Regions from separate parts of the Mus musculus genome. Here region 1 is linked to region 2. Evidence: chromatin loops called from intact Hi-C (ENCODE). Cell type or tissue: left cerebral cortex. All regions are shown on one strand. Each heading gives the region's core, and the rest is flanking DNA. Links, peaks and the distances in the headings are about the cores only. Region 1 has its middle 47 kb from the start of Samd9l. Region 2 holds the start of Hepacam2 (HEPACAM family member 2).

Region 1 (8,346 bases), core at 129-8,128, 49 kb before region 2:
GAAAGATTTTGCTGACAGGACCCTGATATAGATGTCTCTTGTGAGGCTATGGCAGTGCCTGGCAAATAAACAAGTGGATGCTCACAGTCAGCTATTGGATGGAACACAGGGGCCCCAATGAAGAAGCTAGAGAAAGTACCCAAGGAGCTAAAGAAGTCTTGCAACCCTATAGGAGGAACAACACTATGAACTAACCAGTACCCTACCCGCCCCCCCACACACACAGATGTGTGTTGCATATGTAGCAGAGGATGACCTAGTCGGCCATCAATGGGAGGAGAGGCCTTTGGTCTTGGGAAGATCATATGCCCCCATACAGGGGAATGCCTGGGCCAGGAAGCAGGAGTGGGTGGGTTGGGGAGCAGGGCAGGGGAAGGGTATAGGGGGCTTTGGGGGATAACATTTGAAACGTAAATGAAGAAAATATCTAATAAAAAAGTCTTAAAATAACACCTTGAAATTTGGAGTCAAAGGCAAGGAACTAGAAAAACATTCATCACGAGTGAGGTAGCCAAGACCTAGAAAGACAAGTATGATATGTATTTTCTTATATGTGGACATTAGCAGTTAAGTCAGTGATAACCAGGTTATAATCCATAGAACCCCAGAGAGTAGGTGCAGAGTATGGAACTAGAGGGAACAGATAGATCTTGTTAGAAAAGGAGAAACAGAATATGTAGTTATGAATGGATGGGAGGGGTCTGGAATTGGAGGATTAAATGTGGAGGGGTTAGAGAGAAGGGTTTGTGGGAGGTAATGTTGGAAGAGATTTGTGTTTTCTTTGTAAAGGACTTCATATCATTTATCTTGGCTAGAGAGCGTGTCAAGCACTAAAACCTCTCTTTAGTCCATTCAGAAATTCTATTTCCCAGGCATGTATCTGTCTAGTTTTGGGGAATATGAATTGTATTATTTTGGTGTGCTATTGTATATTGTAGAATTATATGTTGATTTAGGTTTGATAACTTCTTTTTATAAGGAGAAAAGTTATAGATTACAACTGAATGGATTTTCTTCCCTATAAAAAATTTCATAGTTGTATCATGCTTCATAATTACTTACTTGTTCTTCTAAATAATACTATACTAAATGCTTTTATACCTTCATCATTTTCTAGACATGCAATTATTGGGTTGAAGAGTCCAAATATCCCTAATATTGTCCTGTCAAATTACTGTCCTGAGTGTTGTTCAGTTAAAGGAACTAAAGCCAAAAGGCAAAGTACAATCAAGTGATGAAGTTATTAATTTGAAAGTAGGAGACCTCACTATATTTATAATTTGCTTCCCACAAACACTTTCTAAATTCGGACCCTAGGTGGCACTAAAAGATTAAGGAATGTGAGCATTTAGAGCTCTGCTTAGAAGAGATCTAACAGGATGCCTCAGATGCACTTTTAAAGCAGGTAAGCCCTCAGCCATTCTAGAGAAAGATGTTTTTAAGTTTGCATCCAACCTTGGCTATACTGTAACTTTTCAGGAAATAAACAGATAGATCAATCATGAGTGAGAAAAGCAAGCCACTCTCATCTTGTCATAAAGTGTAACACTGTAGCACTGGACATGAATTTATGTGACACACTTAACTTGGTAAGTTGCCTTGATTTAGCTTGAAAGGAAAATCAGAAAGTACCTTTCATTCTGCAACCTTCTTCAGCAATAATACTAGAAAAAAATTTAAATCTTAAAAATGTTTTAACTGACAACAAAGTATACATATTTATAGGATACAGTATGATAACATTATGTGTATGTAACATATAACGATCAAATCAGAATGTTAGCATATCCATATTTTCAAAATTTTATAATTTCTCTCTATTGGGAATTTTGAACTCTGCCCTTTTGTTTCTTTATAAAATATACAATAAATTGTTGTAATCTACTAGTAGTAAACTCTTAGTCACACTATTGTGCTGCAGAGATTAGAAATTTCTGCTGCTGTTTGTCTGTATCCTGATCACTTGATGTCTCTGTTGATTTAGATTTTGTATCTTGGCTATCATGACAGGATCTGCAATGAGCACGGGACGACACAGAACTATTTCATGTGATTATACCACTCACTTTTAATATATCATCCTGTCAAGTCGAATCATACACTATATCATCCTGTCAAGTCGATATAATATGATATAATATGATATAATATAATATGATATAATATATCATCCTGTCAAGTCGATATAATATGATATAATATGATATAATATGATATAATATGTATAATATATCATCCTGTCAAGTCGAATCATACACTATATCATCCTGTCAAGTCGATATAATATGATATAATGTGATATAATATAATATGATATAATATATCATCCTGTCAAGTCGAATCATACACTATATCATCCTGTCAAGTCGATATAATATGATATAATATGATATAATATAATATGATATAATATGATATAATATATCATCCTGTCAAGTCGAATCATACACTAGTTCTATTTCTAGATTGATAGTAAAAAACTGTTTTTTAGGTAATCTCTGTTTATAATTAGGAGACAAGAAGCAGGGAGAAGCCTTGTGAACATTCAAGTTGGTGCTTTAAAAAAGGGGGGGTGCCTAACCCCAGTTATTACGTCATCTATGTAACCCCTACACCTTAGGCTCAGGAAACTTCAGACAAGATGTGGAAGATGGTTAGAGGCAAAGGACACAGATGCCTGTTGCTAGATAGTGTCTTCTAGAAATGATAGGGAGGTGATAGGCATGAAATCTCTAAATTATTGTTGCCTAAACCAGAGCTGCATAATGACCACAGCAGCTGACATGCCAGTGTGGGTAGGGTAGGTTCATAAGGCTGTACCCTTACTTAGATGGAGACCTACAGGGGTGCAGAGAGAGGGAAGAGCCCCTTAATGGGCTCTCCAATCCTACATGGTCAGCCATCAACACATGCACTCACAAGCACCATTGAATGGGCTCAGTAGTCTCTTTCAATGTCAGTAAAAATTAAAGAATAAAAACTCATGAATTTTAACGGAAGTAGGGCAACCAGGAGAAATTAGAAGGGGAAAAAGGAGGTAAGAATGATGTAAATACAGTATTAATGCATGAATTTCTCAAAACTTACTGAAAAGGTCATAAAATGTGAATCCCCAAAACTTGCCACTTCCAGTAAATTCTTTGTTTTGTTTTTTTGTTTGTTTTATATGCAGAGGCCAGAAGAGTTGGGTCTCTTAAATTAAAACTGGTTTACACTAGTTTACACACTCTCTCTCTCTCTCTCTCTCTCTCTCTCTCTCTCTCTCTCTCTCTCTCTCTCTCTCTCTCTTCTGGGCTTCAAACACAAATAAATCTCCTTTATCAATATTCTTGCAACAGTTAAGTTTTAGAGACAAGAGTTGCAATTCTGCCTGCTTAATTCTAGAAATGAAAAGGCCACCACCTCACCTTGTCTGCAGAAAAAGACGTTTTTGGTCTGCTTCACAGCCACAGAAACTTTATGTGAACACAGAAAACAAGTGTGTGTTTATACAAATGAAGAAGTGCATACATTTGCACTAAATTAAATATGTTCCATAAGAGACATCCTATTTTTCACAAAAGCATGATTCTGAAAAAGTCCTTCACATTTCCTCCCCTCTATAGAAACCCTCTGAACCTCAGACAATTTAGCACTTTTCAATCTAAATAACTGTGACCCTCTGGGGACCTTTGTCAGTAAACCCCCTGCTTTGGAAGTTGCGACTATAACCACATAAAACATTCTTTTCTGGAGCTGGGTGTGGTGTACACACTGGCTCACTAGTTAAAGACACCTTATGTTTACCTGAGTTCCCTGGCCCCTAAGAAATTCAGTTATTCATTTATGAAAAATAGGTAATTATAAAGGTTAAAAGAGAAGACATGTTCAAACGTGCCTGAGTTTGGTCAGTATTTCACACCAAATTGCAACAATAAGTCAACTAAATAAATCCCTGAAAAGTCTTTGTATTTTGTGTTCCCACTCAATGTAGTTCAAGTCAGTTCAGTGCCATTTTTTAAGTCATAGGGCATGAGACTCCCCAGTATGCCATGCTCTTCACAAACCCTTTGAAAAGCACACAAGTTGCCACAGTGGCTCAAAACCTAGCCTTCCAGATGGGAGCTTCTTTATCTTGAGTTTGACTTTTTCTTTCTACAGCTCAGTGGGACATATAGCTATAGAATATATATAGACAACTATATACACATCAGTGAAGAACTAATATTTGGGGTTTCCATGTGAGAGCTTTGTAACTGCTGAATCTTCCTGGCCACACAGCTCAGAACCTGTTGTCTGAGGATCTCAGTGCCTGACCTGAGTCACCAATCAGGCATTCAGCTTAGAGAACAGAGAAAGGAAATGAAACCACCATGTAACAAAGAAAAGTGAAGCCAGGACAAAGGGAATATAAGGAGGAGAGAAATAAGAAAAATGTAGAGAACAACAACAACAAAAATAGATGAAAGGGAAGACCAGAAGTATGCCCACACAGAAGATGGGTGCTTTATAATGCCAAATATCCACTTTATATTTTATTATATGTATTCATGACAATGTGCTTTTTTTTTTGTATTTGTGCTTTGTTGTTGTTGTTGTTGTTGTTGTTGTTCTTTGGTGATTTCATATAGGAATACAATGTATTTAGATAATATTCATTTTCCCCCACCTCCAACTCCTCCCAGACTCCCCTTCCATATCCTGATCCCAATTTCATATCTTCTCCATCCTCCCCATCACTTCTCTCCCTCCCAATCCCCGCTTAAGACCCGCTGTGTACAATTATTGCTGACTATATATATTCCTGGGTGTATGTCACCATCTACTGGAGCATGAGTGTATGGCACCATCCACTGGCGCATGAGTGTATATCACCATCTACTGGACAATGGATGTATGGCACCATCCGCTGGAGCACGGACAACAGGCTGTATTTTTTGAGAAAACTGACTTCCCCTTAGCACTCATTAGCTGCTCAGTAAGGGGTGGGGAATTGAGAGTCCCTCCTCTCTTCACTCTGGAGTGTTAAATGTCAGCACACTTTTCTGTAAAATCAAAATGAAAAAAAATTATTCCTCCCTCCTGTTGTGTCTTGATTCTTCTTAAAGATAGTTTAGGAAATATTTTCTATGTACATAGAAATATGCTTTAATTCACTTGTGGACTCCTAGCATAAATCTGATCCATGGCATTGTGTTTACCCACATTGTTATATTTAAATTTGCCTCTTACCGTTTAATAGCTGGAGTTTCTTGGATTTTATTTAGATGGCGGCCTGATGATTCCTGATTGCTCTGGTCTCCTATTTTCTTCCTTTAAACATTTGAAAGTGAGAAAAGTATTGGGAGAAGTTTGAATAGTGTGTTTAGTAGTGGCTATCTGGCAGTGATTATTCATGGTTGTACTGGCTAGTTTTGTGTCAACTTGACACAGCTGGAGTTATCACAGAGAAAGGAGCTTCAGTTGAGGAAATGCCTCCATGAGATCCAACTCTAAGGCATTTTCTCAATTAGTGATCAAGGGGGAAAGGCCCCTCGTGGGTGGTGCCATCTCTGGGCTGGTAGTCTTGGGTTCTATAAGAGAGCAGGCTGAGTAAGCCAGGAGAGGCAAGCCAGTAAAGAACATCCCTCCATGGCCTCTGCATCAGCTCCTGCTCCCTGCCCTGCTTGAGTTCCAGTCCTGACTTCCTTTGGTGATGAACAGCAGTATGGAAGTGTAAGCCGAATAAACCCTTTCCTCCCCAACTTGCTTCTTGGTCATGATGTTTGTGCAGGAATAGAAACCTTGACTAAGATAAATTGGTACCAGTAGAGTGGGGTATTCCTGTGACAACCTGACCATGTTTTGGGGAGGACTGTGGAAGGACTTTGGAACTTTGGGCTTGAAGATCCATTTGTTGTTAAGAGCTCTGCCAGATGTTGTGTAGGAGTTTGGAAGATAATATTAAGAACAGTGCAGAAGATGGAGGTCTGGCTTGTGAAATTTCAGAGGGAAAATTAAAGACTCTTTTCAGGGCCATTGCTGTTTTGATTGTGAAGATTCTGTAGTTCTGGTTAGCTGGGGCTGAAGAATCAGCTGTGATTAACAAGATACCAGAACTACCAAAGCAAAAACTTTGCATTACTGGGACTATTGATGCTGGTTAGCTGGAGCTAAGAAATTAGCGGTGATTAAGAAGAGACCAGCATCATTGAGGTGACATCTTCTGGGAAGTGTTTTCTGAAAGCACAAAGAGGCTGTGTTCCAGAGATAGCCAAGGTTGTACTCCTGCTGCAGCGGGACTTGGTAATATGTAAGGGTCACCCAGGTGGTACTGGTTTTGAAGGCATGAAGGGGTCACGCAGAGCAGCTGAGGCTCGGCACTGTGAGAGGCCATGGAAGGCCATTGGTGAAGGTGCAGCCTCAGTTGCAATTGAAGGCCTAGGACTGAAGGGGTCATGCAGTGTTTTGGAGATGCCAGTACCATGAGATGACCACCAAGAGCAGCAGCAGCAGTGGAGTACAGGCATCTGGAGCCTAGAGGACGACGCATGTGCTACAAGGGGCATGGCTGGAGAAGTGACCCAAGCCCTTGGAGGAGCCCAGAAGATCGTGAGTTGGATCCCAGACATTGGACGGTTGGAGATTAATTTTTGCTTTGATTGTGACTGTGCCCTGATATTTTCCCTCTTGAAGGAAGAAACTGTTTTAGTGGAGCCCACAGTTAAGAGACTTTTAATTGTAAAAAGAGTTTGGATTTTAAAAGAGATGGATATTTTAAAGAGATTGAAAATTTAAGAATATGTAAAGACTGTGGGACTTTTAAAGTTGTTTAGATCTTGGGGATGAATAAGAATGTAAGGGTTGAGGCTTACTAGTGATGTGTTTGTGTATCAAGTTGACAAGGGATCAATTGTACTGGCTAGTTTTGTGTCAACTTGACACAGCTGGAGTTATCACAGAGAAAGGAGCTTCAGTTGAGGAAATGCCTCCATGAGATCCAACTCTAAGGCATTTTCTCAATTAGTGATCAAGGGGGAAAGGCCCCTTGTGGGTGGTGCCATCTCTGGGCTGGTAGTCTTGGGTTCTATAAGAGAGCAGGCTGAGTAAGCCAGGAGTGGCAAGCCAGTAAAGAACATCCCTCCATGGCCTCTGCATCAGCTCCTGCTCCCTGCCCTGCCTGAGTTCCAGTCCTGACTTCCTTTGGTGATGAACAGCAGTATGGAAGTGTAAGCCGAATAAACCCTTTCCTCCCCAACTTGCTTCTTGGTCATGATGTTTGTGCAGGAATAGAAACCCTGACTAAGATAATGGGTAATGATTTGATGGTGTTTACAGTAACTGGTACTATCCAGGGATGGTGAGGGGCCCAGAGAAATCCTGGGATAGCCCTCCCTCCAGTTCCTGGTTCAGGTACTGAAGCAGAGGCTATGATTTGGGTAGGAGATGTGGACCATGTAGTGTCTGCCTGTTGAGAAGATACTGATACTTTTAGAAAACAAATATAGTCAGCCAATGGTGCTTTGAGGAGTTGTAGAGCACACCTGGCTTTCCCACTCAAATTGGATGTCCAAGAATTAGACAACAAAAAGTGTTTGATTTTACATGGATACTTATGCTATTATGGGACTAAATTAGCTAATAGGTTTGTGACCTTGCAATTGTGTTATTATTTTAAAATAGTTCTATATTTTGTAAAGGATAGGGAAATAGTCACGCAGTTAGGACTCCAAGAAAGCTTCGTAGCTGCAGTACTATGACATGTTGTCTTGGACAATTCTGGAGAAGCAGCTAAGCAAAGGTGGCAATGGCTCGACTAACCTCAAACAATAAACAAGGGTTTTGCCTTTTTTTTTTTCCAGGTGGGAAAGGAGGCAAAAGAGAGTCTTTCGTGTATGGTCATGATACAGTTTACCATTCAAATTGGAACAATCCTGGTTGTGAGGCTTGGAAATGCGTGTGCTTTCAGTATCTGTGCTGGAACAGTAGAAAGGTGACAGGCAATTTCCTCCACAGTGTGGGACAGTAGGTTAAGGTCAGAGGTTGTTTGATGGATCAAGGATCAAGCAAATATGTTTCTTAGCATCCAGGTATGGTTGCCTGGCAGGTCAGCCTCTGTCACCACGGGTTCCTTTGAAATCAAGAGCTGGGATTTCGAATTGTTAATATCCCTCAATCTGGAAATGATTATGTCAGAACAAAAGTAACTATATAGTATATATGTATGTATATGTATGTAATTATATGTGTTTGGATTGGACTAATAAAATGTCAAAGAATTATCTGAGAAAATGGCTTCAGGAGGCCAGCACAAAGACAGAAACTTCATCTCGAATACAGAAGGGCACTCCTTTTTATTCTTTTTGAATAATTTTTATTAGGTATTTT
Region 2 (8,346 bases), core at 279-8,278:
GGAAATGCTTGGACGCCCTGATATGATGAGCCATTGTGAGACTCGGAGAGTAAACAGGTAACATGCTTCCCGTGTATTTTAGAAGCACACACTCTTCCATATCCCCGTTTCTTGCTATAGATGTATAACACACCCATGTTTTCTAGCTCAGTCGTTTACTAATTTAGAAAAACAAGTTGTGCCATTTGAAAAACTTTAAGTGTTCTTCTAGTTGCATGAGAAAACATAAAAGAATAAGGCTTTCTACAGCTTCTCTCTGTGTGAGCAGATAAACTTTAAGAAAGAAATGGTAGAAATAATAATAGAATTTTAATTTTCTTTTGATATCCCAACAGCCGTATACTCATGAGAAGTTTGGTTTTACTAGATTGACCAGTACTTCCTGGGTTAAGAGAGCTGTTAAGATCTTCTGCCTGTAAGGTACGTACTAACAGCAACCCAGAGAAACATGGAAAATATCAATCATAAACTGGTAAACAAAAATACAGCAATAACTTCACTTTAGAGATTTCTTAAGACATATAAGAACAGTACCCATGAAAAGAAGATAAAGTTAATGAATACTTGAAAGTGTGCTGTAAAAATTACCCATGTTCCATCAACAAAGAATTCTGCAAGCAGTTTGATTGTATTGACTATAAACATTAGGTTTTACAAAGTGACCTCTATGGCAGCTCAGAATAGTTGGTCTTTATTTCCTCATTAGCACACACATTATTAGCAAACATAACATGACTATTGTTGACTGAAAATAAACTCTTGCATCATTAGAAAAAATAGAATTTTCCAGTCTGTATTTTGAATAGACTATTTAATCAAACACGGAAGCTTATTTTAAAATTTTTTTAAAGGTACAAAGAAAATTCAGTATTTTAAAAGCAAAAGGACTTTCATATTACTTGTGACCTTTGTGACTTGTCACTTCCAGAGAAAGTGAATTTCAGTAAGGAGGGAGGTCTTTCTCTATAATAACAACTTTATTTTGAAGTTGGGAAAAAATCACCATTACATTTTAATTAATTTTATTTTAGTCAAATTTCTCAACTGAATTCATTCCTGAATTCTTCTTAAGGCCAATTACAAAAACATTATCTGTGAAAACCTATCAGTCCCTCTATTTAAAAATGAGACACACACACACACACACACACACACACATACACACAAACAGAGAGAGAGAGAGAGAGAGAGAGAGAGAGAAAGAATCCCAGGATCACATAATAGCTAAGAATGATGTTAAATTATGGTAACATACAATATATTACAGGTTTAAATTTGATAGTATGACAATATAGTCCCTGAGATGACCACAGTTAAGGGGAACAGACAGATTAAAAATTTACAGGTAGCATTTTTATGTCAGTGAGATTTATATGCATCACATACAAATGTAGATAATAATTAGAATGAAAAGTAACAAAATACATTAGAGAAAATAAAACTTTAAATACCTCCTAAAATCCAAAGCTCAAATTGTTTTTATATATCTGTTATTCTTTATATATCTGTTATTCTTTAATGAATAAAACTCCTTTTAGACTTCTATCAGATAAATGTAAACAAAAAAAGAAACTAACTTGACGCTTAAGATCTACAATAGGAGGGATGGAAACTCTTGATGAAAAAAATACTGATGGATAACAGTGCGTCATGATATAGGGAGGCAAACTCTATGTCAAAAGAGAGAGAGATAAAAATATTAAGATCTAGTAAAAAAAGAAAATAGGACTAGTCACTGACAAAGAGAAAAGCTAAAGGCATTTTTGAGCACTGATCCTTTTAAACACATTTCTCTCATATGCAATTTTAGCTAAACTTCACATTTTCCATATTTATGTTAAAGAAGAACCAACAGTTTGCATGCTATTTTTAATTTAAGCAATACCTTTAATTAAAAGAAAACCACTACCATGAATTGTTTTGAATTAATTTAATGCACTATTAGAATGTTTGCCAATTAAAACATTAACCATTAGAGATTATTGAGCCTATCGGTAAGCCCTGGGAGAAGAGACTCCGCAGCTTTTTATGCTGCCTTAACTTTCTTAGCGAGTCCCGTTGACAGTAGCTGTTGCTCCAAGGGAACAAAGGCAATCATTTCTTGAAGCTCATTTCTCTTACATGTTCCTGTTTCTTTGCTGGAACAGTGTGTTATTGTTAAAAGGTTTTGACCTGTCCTTCAATTATCTGAGAAAATCTACAGCCCTAAGCAAATATTTACCTTATGCCTACAAAAAAAAAAAAAAATCCACAAAGAAAGCCAACAAAACCCCAAAACTCAAACCCCAAATACCTAAAAGCCAGCTCGCGCAGGCCCTTACCTATAAGAAGAAGGTGTATTTTGCAAAGAGAGAGCCCAACCATGCTTCTGAGAAGCTCCATAAAAGCATCCTGTCCCATGCATGCGGCGCCCTGTTCTCAGTGGCAAGTTGGTTCATGGACCAGCAGCTGCTGGTTTATTTGCTAGGGAAATTAGCAGTGAGGTAACAGACCCTAGCCTGCCTCTTGCTTCTGTGATTTGAATACAGAATGAATGTGTATACAAAGGACACAGGCAGTAGGAACACCTGTTATATGTTCTGCGAGAACACAGGGCTGTGGCTTTCAAATAGTTTCTTGGTGATTCTCAGTAATTTTTCAGTATTGCTTTATAAATTATACTGAGTTATTCACAATAAGAAGGAGGAAGATACTCTCTTTGCGTGGCCTCGTGATAAATAAAACCCAGATCTACTTTCTTATCATGAAAAATTATGCCATTATTTTGAAATTTGAAAAAAATACTTTCTATGAAAATTGAAGTACTTTATGAATTTCCTAAGTAGCCATTTTTCTTCACAAAATTATCATGTGAATTATCATGTAAAGACTGTACCAAAGAACCAAAACAGAGTATTAGAGATTTTTTGTGTTTTATTTTCTATTACAAATGGCTGTGATGGTTTTATTGGATCTGTGTATTCATCTCACTTTCTTAAAAAAAATAAATCACATGTCGTTTGCAAGTGGAGCTGAGGCATACATTTTACATAATGACAGTGTGTAGCACACAGCAACAGATAGTACTTGGGGTCATATTTTCTCAGCTCAAGCTTAGAGGAAGTGAACTAGTAACCATTAAAATCTTGCTTGTGTGTTCTGGCTGCATCTTCTAGCTCTTTTCAGTGCCATGAAGTAGGTGGGCTGAGAACTTTGCTTAATTCAGTAAGTTCCAAGAGAGCTATTGTTTGTAAGAAGGCTTTGGTCCACACTTTCTGCATGGAATGGAACATATCTAGAAACATTTGACCTGAAGCTAGTAGAATTCTCAATATAAGTAATTTTTAACAGGATAGTCTCACTGAAGAAATTCAGTGATTAGAGTGTGGGAGTGAAGGAAGGCATGGTTTTTCATTTTAACTGCTTCAAAGAAGACTGTTATTCAAATATTATTTAAAAATTAAAAAAAGAACAATTGTTATTCTGGAGAACAACTTTGGAAATACTCTTGATGTCAATGTTCCCAACTTGTTGAAGATGTGTCTAAAGGCAAAGACACTACTGTTGGGAAACCTGAGTTCTTTATACAGTTCAGTTGCTTTATAATGCTTCACACCTCAGAAATATGTCAAGGGCATCCTCAAGCCCAGGCAATGACTACAAGTTTCTCCACACCCTCTAAATTCTGCACACATACATATTCACTTCAATGTATTTACTTAGATATATACTTTCCTTCTCAGATCCTTGACTACAGCGAACAATCTTAGTCATTGACATCCAAGCATAATTCTCATTTTTCTTAACATGTTTCCCCAGAAATAAACCCCTGTGCTCTTTAGTCTATGTTGTCTGCTCCTTAGCCATTCCTTAAGAATTTCACACAAATTTTCATAACAGACTGCACAACATCCAATTGGAAAAAAAAAAACCCATAGGATTTAAATAGATACCCCACAAGCTCCTTCACTCCATTTAGATCATTCTTCATATTGATCAAATAAGATCATTCTTCATATTGTCCTTAAACTAAAAATGGCTTATTATGAGAGTTCCAGGATCCTTGGTAAGATGTGGGAAACGAAGACAGTATGGAGGGGTGCCCCTAGTATCAAATATATAGCATTTAAAGGACTTACGAATATTCCAGTATTTTCCACATTTTATATTAAAATGCCAACTTTTGTGACAGAAAGAAATAGTAGGTATTTTAATAAGGACTTAGATACAAGAACGATCCATTTTTGTGCTCTTTTCCCTGTTATTATATACATTCAAATTTTTGCATTATATGTGTGGTTTGTACAAGAACTGTTCACATTAACCATGCGCCCTCTAGTGGTTTGCTGGTAAATATAACTGTTTGTGACAGTACTGGTGAATCAGGAGTTGAACATTGAAATCATACAGGCAAATTTAACTTCAAGAGCTCCCAAAATGACAGAATTCCTAAAATAGTTCCAAAGAGTTTTCTAAGAAAAGGAAAATTCTCCCAGAAATATGGCATCACTTGGAGGCAGTGGCAGGGAGATCTCTGAGCTTGAAGCCAGCCTGAGCTATATAATGAGATCTCCTCTGGGGTTGGGAGGTGGGGTTGGGTTGTCTTAACACAGTATTTCATAGCACAGTTGATAATCTACCATCTGCTTCTGTAATAAAAAAAAAAAGGTCCCATATCCTCGACTGTTTACTCACCTTAGTTATATTTGCATTAAAATGAATGCACTAAAACCATTTCTGTGCATAACGATTACATTAATATAAGGAGTCACTGAAAGTGTGTGGGTGATGAGGGCAGGACTGCTTTCTGGTCTTGCCAATCACACATGGTTTACTGTTCATTTACATTATTGGGCTGGTTTTGTTGTACACAGTGAGCAAGCATCTACTACAAGCATTTCAAGCAGCTGTAATCTTTAATACAGACCCCTTCATATCTGTAGAATTATTTACACTAGGAGAATCAATTGGGGGAAATCCTCAAGATTACATGAATGGTTGTATCTAAGGTGAACTAACTTTGTAATTACATTGCTCCCAAAGAGAAGTGCATCTGCAGGAAAAGCCAGCCACTAGAGGAGGCAACTGCATAGGCGATTTCTGAGCTAGTGTCCAACCCTCCATACAGTCAAGTTTATGCTTTGCTTTTATAATAAAAACATTAGTTATTAGTTTTTATAATACGTTAAACTAATGTAGTTAAAAGGCACTGGTGTCCTGATTTAGGAGTCACTCCTCAGCATAATACCGGGAACCTTTAAGCATTTAAGTCATCAGTTTATACGTCTAACAATCTTAGGTAAGTATCTTAACTTCTCCATGCCTGTTTCACCATTTTTTAACATGAAGATGATGGTAACTCCAGAAGATGTTCATGCATACGAGCTTGCGGGTGTGTTTCTTGTGTTTTTCTTTCTTTCCTTTTCAATCTTTTTGTTTGTTTGTTTGCATGTTTTGTTTTCTAGAGGGAGAAAGAAAGAAGGTGCGTGGAAGCAAGTGTGGCGGTAGGGGCAGATCTAGGATGAGTTGGGGGAGGGGAGACCTGATCAGAACATATTGTATGAAAAATTGTAGTACAAAAACAAAACAAAACAAGGAAAAGATGCTCATGTAGATAAATGCATAAGGTCATACACATGAAGCCATTAACAAAATTTCTCCCAATTCGTAAGTTTTCATTGTTACCTATTGTTATTAGCTCTGGGTTTGCTGCCCCCCACAGCAAAGTTACCCCGTTACTTTCTCCTTTATACTACTAATAACAAGATCAGGGCTTTAAAGTGACAAGTGCCCTCATACTTACTGACATCTGCCTCGACTTGCCTTTGCTAAAGCAGGTAGAAAAATGATAGGTGGGGTAGACGAAATCCTTTGATTTTTCTAGAGCGTTTTCAGGAAATGCCAAGAATGAAGAAGAACCTACGGCTGGCCATCAGTATCTTAGGGGTCCTGCCTCCCACTTTCCTCAGGGCACACCCAGAGCCACTGGGAAATTCCTTGTCTTAAGTCACCTTTCCAAGTGCTCTTTATGGAGGTCAATCAGTCTCTTTCCTCGCCTCTCTAGCCCAGGTGTGCTTTCTCTTGCACTCCTAGAGGGCATCTTGTCAAAGTGGACTATCTACAGACGCTTCAGAGTTGTTTAGTTCAGTGGCCAGACTACCTAAGTCATAGGTATTCGCCTCGCCCAACGCTCTTCCAAGTCCAGGTAGTGGCTCTGGAACAGAAGGAGTCCCAGTTCATTGAAGCGACTGCTTCTTGGGAAATGTAGTACTGAAGTTGGCCTCCTCCTTTGATTGCAGCCGGAAAACTACATTTCCCGTCATGCTCGGGGAAAGGAAGGCTGACCCAGGCGGGCAGCTCCACGTGACGACTCACTATGGCTTCCCTGTGTTGTAGCCGGCTGTCTGGTGGGATTATGTGATTTGTTACTTCTCCGAGGCAGGGTAATTGTCTCTCGACTTCGACATGCAAAAAATCAAATCTCTCATGACCCGGCAGGTGAGTTCTGTTTTCTGAACTAAAGAGCTTCCCGCTCCCGGCTGTGAGAGGCGCCGAGACGCCCAGTTCCTTGGTGGCGGCGGGCGTAGGCTTAAGTTATAGTGGGTGGCGGGGCTCAGGGGTGTTGGGCAGCTAAGTAGTACACTGGAAATCTCAACTGAGCCTCCTAGATCCGACCTCGACTCCTTGAAAGAAGTGTCTTCCTACAAACATTTCGTTTAGACAAAGCCAATCAGGGAGCTGGGCTGTCTTTGTACCTTCTCCTTTGCTTTAGTTTCCTTTCCAGGACAGCCTTAGCTGCTTTGCAGCGTCCCCCTCGTCCTCACTGGTGGTCGTTTGCCAGTAGGTGCCCTGGAAAGTGAGGTGGGGTCTGTGCAGTAGAGAAAACTCGAAAGAGCAAGGGTGAAGGCAAAGGGCTGTTTGTAGCCAACATTGGTAGTGTTGTGGATTGGCAGTAACTCTCCAAACTTGTAGCTGTGTTTTTGGATTTAAACATGGGAATGACAATTCCTTTTCTATCCCCCTCCCATCTCAAAGTATCGCATTGTAAGTCACCAGTAAGCTAGTATATGTCAGCATTCTTTGTGTATTGCTACTTAAAAAATAAAATTCTGACAAAGAATTTTTTTTTTCAGAATGATAATTCAGGAATAAGACTGGTACTATATCTTGTCTCACATATGTTAGAGCTTCCTAATACTGTGTCTCAACTTCCTTCGAGGAGTTGAAGAAATGTATGTTTTTTTTAGGTATTTATTGATCATTTTATTTCAGAAACCTTTGTTTTGACTGTAGCATTTTTAGCTACTGAAACATAATTAGAATTTTTCTTTGTTTTAATAAGAAAGAAGTGCAATTTAGATGAGTTTTAAAATCATTGTGGCTTAGAAATGTTGGTAGAGTCCTTTCTTTAAAGCTTCACTTATAATTTCTTTTTCTTAACAAGAGAACAGAAGACTTCTTGTCCTGCTTGAGGATTCAAAGTGTCAGCAGTAGTGGGACAGACACTTGTAATTTCTTATAGACAGTACGTACGTGATCCTTGCATAATGCTTTTCTTTTTCTTGATTTGAGTCGAGAAACTAGGAAAAAATTTTCTATGAATAATAAAACAAACAAGCAGGGGGCAGAGGCACTTAGCAGCCTTTCACGTTGTTGGACACTGGCGCTGTGCGTCTTGCTGCTTCTTACTTGAGAATAGGTTTGGAGGCTGCTCCATCCTGAGGTGAGAGGAGAGGGAGCAGACACTCAGGAGCCCCTCAGATTTGGATGACTACATTCTGGTTTTGCGTTCTGTCTCCTTGGTCTTGCCTGTTAAGCAGCATAGTCCATTGTCTGCCATACAGCTTATAAATACCTTGGGCTGCTGCATTTGGGTTTTTTCTTCCTAAGGTTGGTGCTCTCCTTAAATTCCAAAGAATTCCAGAGAACTGGTGATAATATATCCATAATGTTTGTAAATGTAATGCTGACTCTGCAGAAAGTGTGAATTCTTAAGCCTCACACAGTTTACTGAATTATAGTAGGTTATATCTGTAGTTAGTTGGAGAAAAAAAATCTTTAGAACGTATACAAGAAACTACTGTATAAATAATAGTAATGTAAAGTTAACAGGTTTATGCAAATGTGTGGCCCTAATTATATATGTTTAAAGCTCAATTTATACATATATTATTATTGTGCTGTTGATGTATATTAAAGAGATGAAATTCTGATTTATGAAAATTTAATTTTATTTGGGTTCTCTCTCTCTCTCTCTCTCTCTCTCTCTCTGTCTCTCTGTCTCTGTGGCTCGATTGCTCACCATTTTGATTGTTCTTTGCAGAACGTTCACAGGGATGGGTGCCCTTAGTTAGCTGGCCTTATGTA

What was found. Hi-C counts contacts between places; a loop is a spot of excess contacts. Peaks named below come from ENCODE experiments on the same cell type or tissue, not always from the same donor. Only the 100,000 strongest peaks of a DNase experiment are listed, where the experiment ranks them.
Region 1: a loop joins it to region 2, with 11 times the contacts of the local background. A loop is called at or near these places in 7 of 42 quality-filtered maps.

What each region holds. Positions count from the first base shown.
Region 1 is chr6:3,442,769-3,451,114 of GRCm38, forward strand. No RefSeq gene overlaps it. Among named protein-coding and RNA genes, the nearest start is that of Samd9l, 47 kb to the left of the region's middle. In left cerebral cortex, for the core only: CTCF peaks have their summits at 1,307 (motif pointing right) and 4,841 (motif pointing left); DNase peaks (open chromatin) are centred at 1,334 and 4,829.
Region 2 is chr6:3,492,079-3,500,424 of GRCm38, forward strand. Hepacam2 (HEPACAM family member 2) reads right to left here and starts at 2,420. Exons shown (of 10, transcript NM_178899.5): 1 at 2,322-2,420. The coding sequence starts at 2,400. Vps50 (VPS50 EARP/GARPII complex subunit) reads left to right here and starts at 6,315. Exons shown (of 28, transcript NM_024260.5): 1 at 6,315-6,477. The coding sequence starts at 6,445. In left cerebral cortex, for the core only: CTCF peaks have their summits at 4,320 (motif pointing left), 5,047 and 6,223; DNase peaks (open chromatin) are centred at 4,322, 6,301 and 6,810; H3K4me3 peaks cover 1,443 bases; H3K27ac peaks cover 789 bases.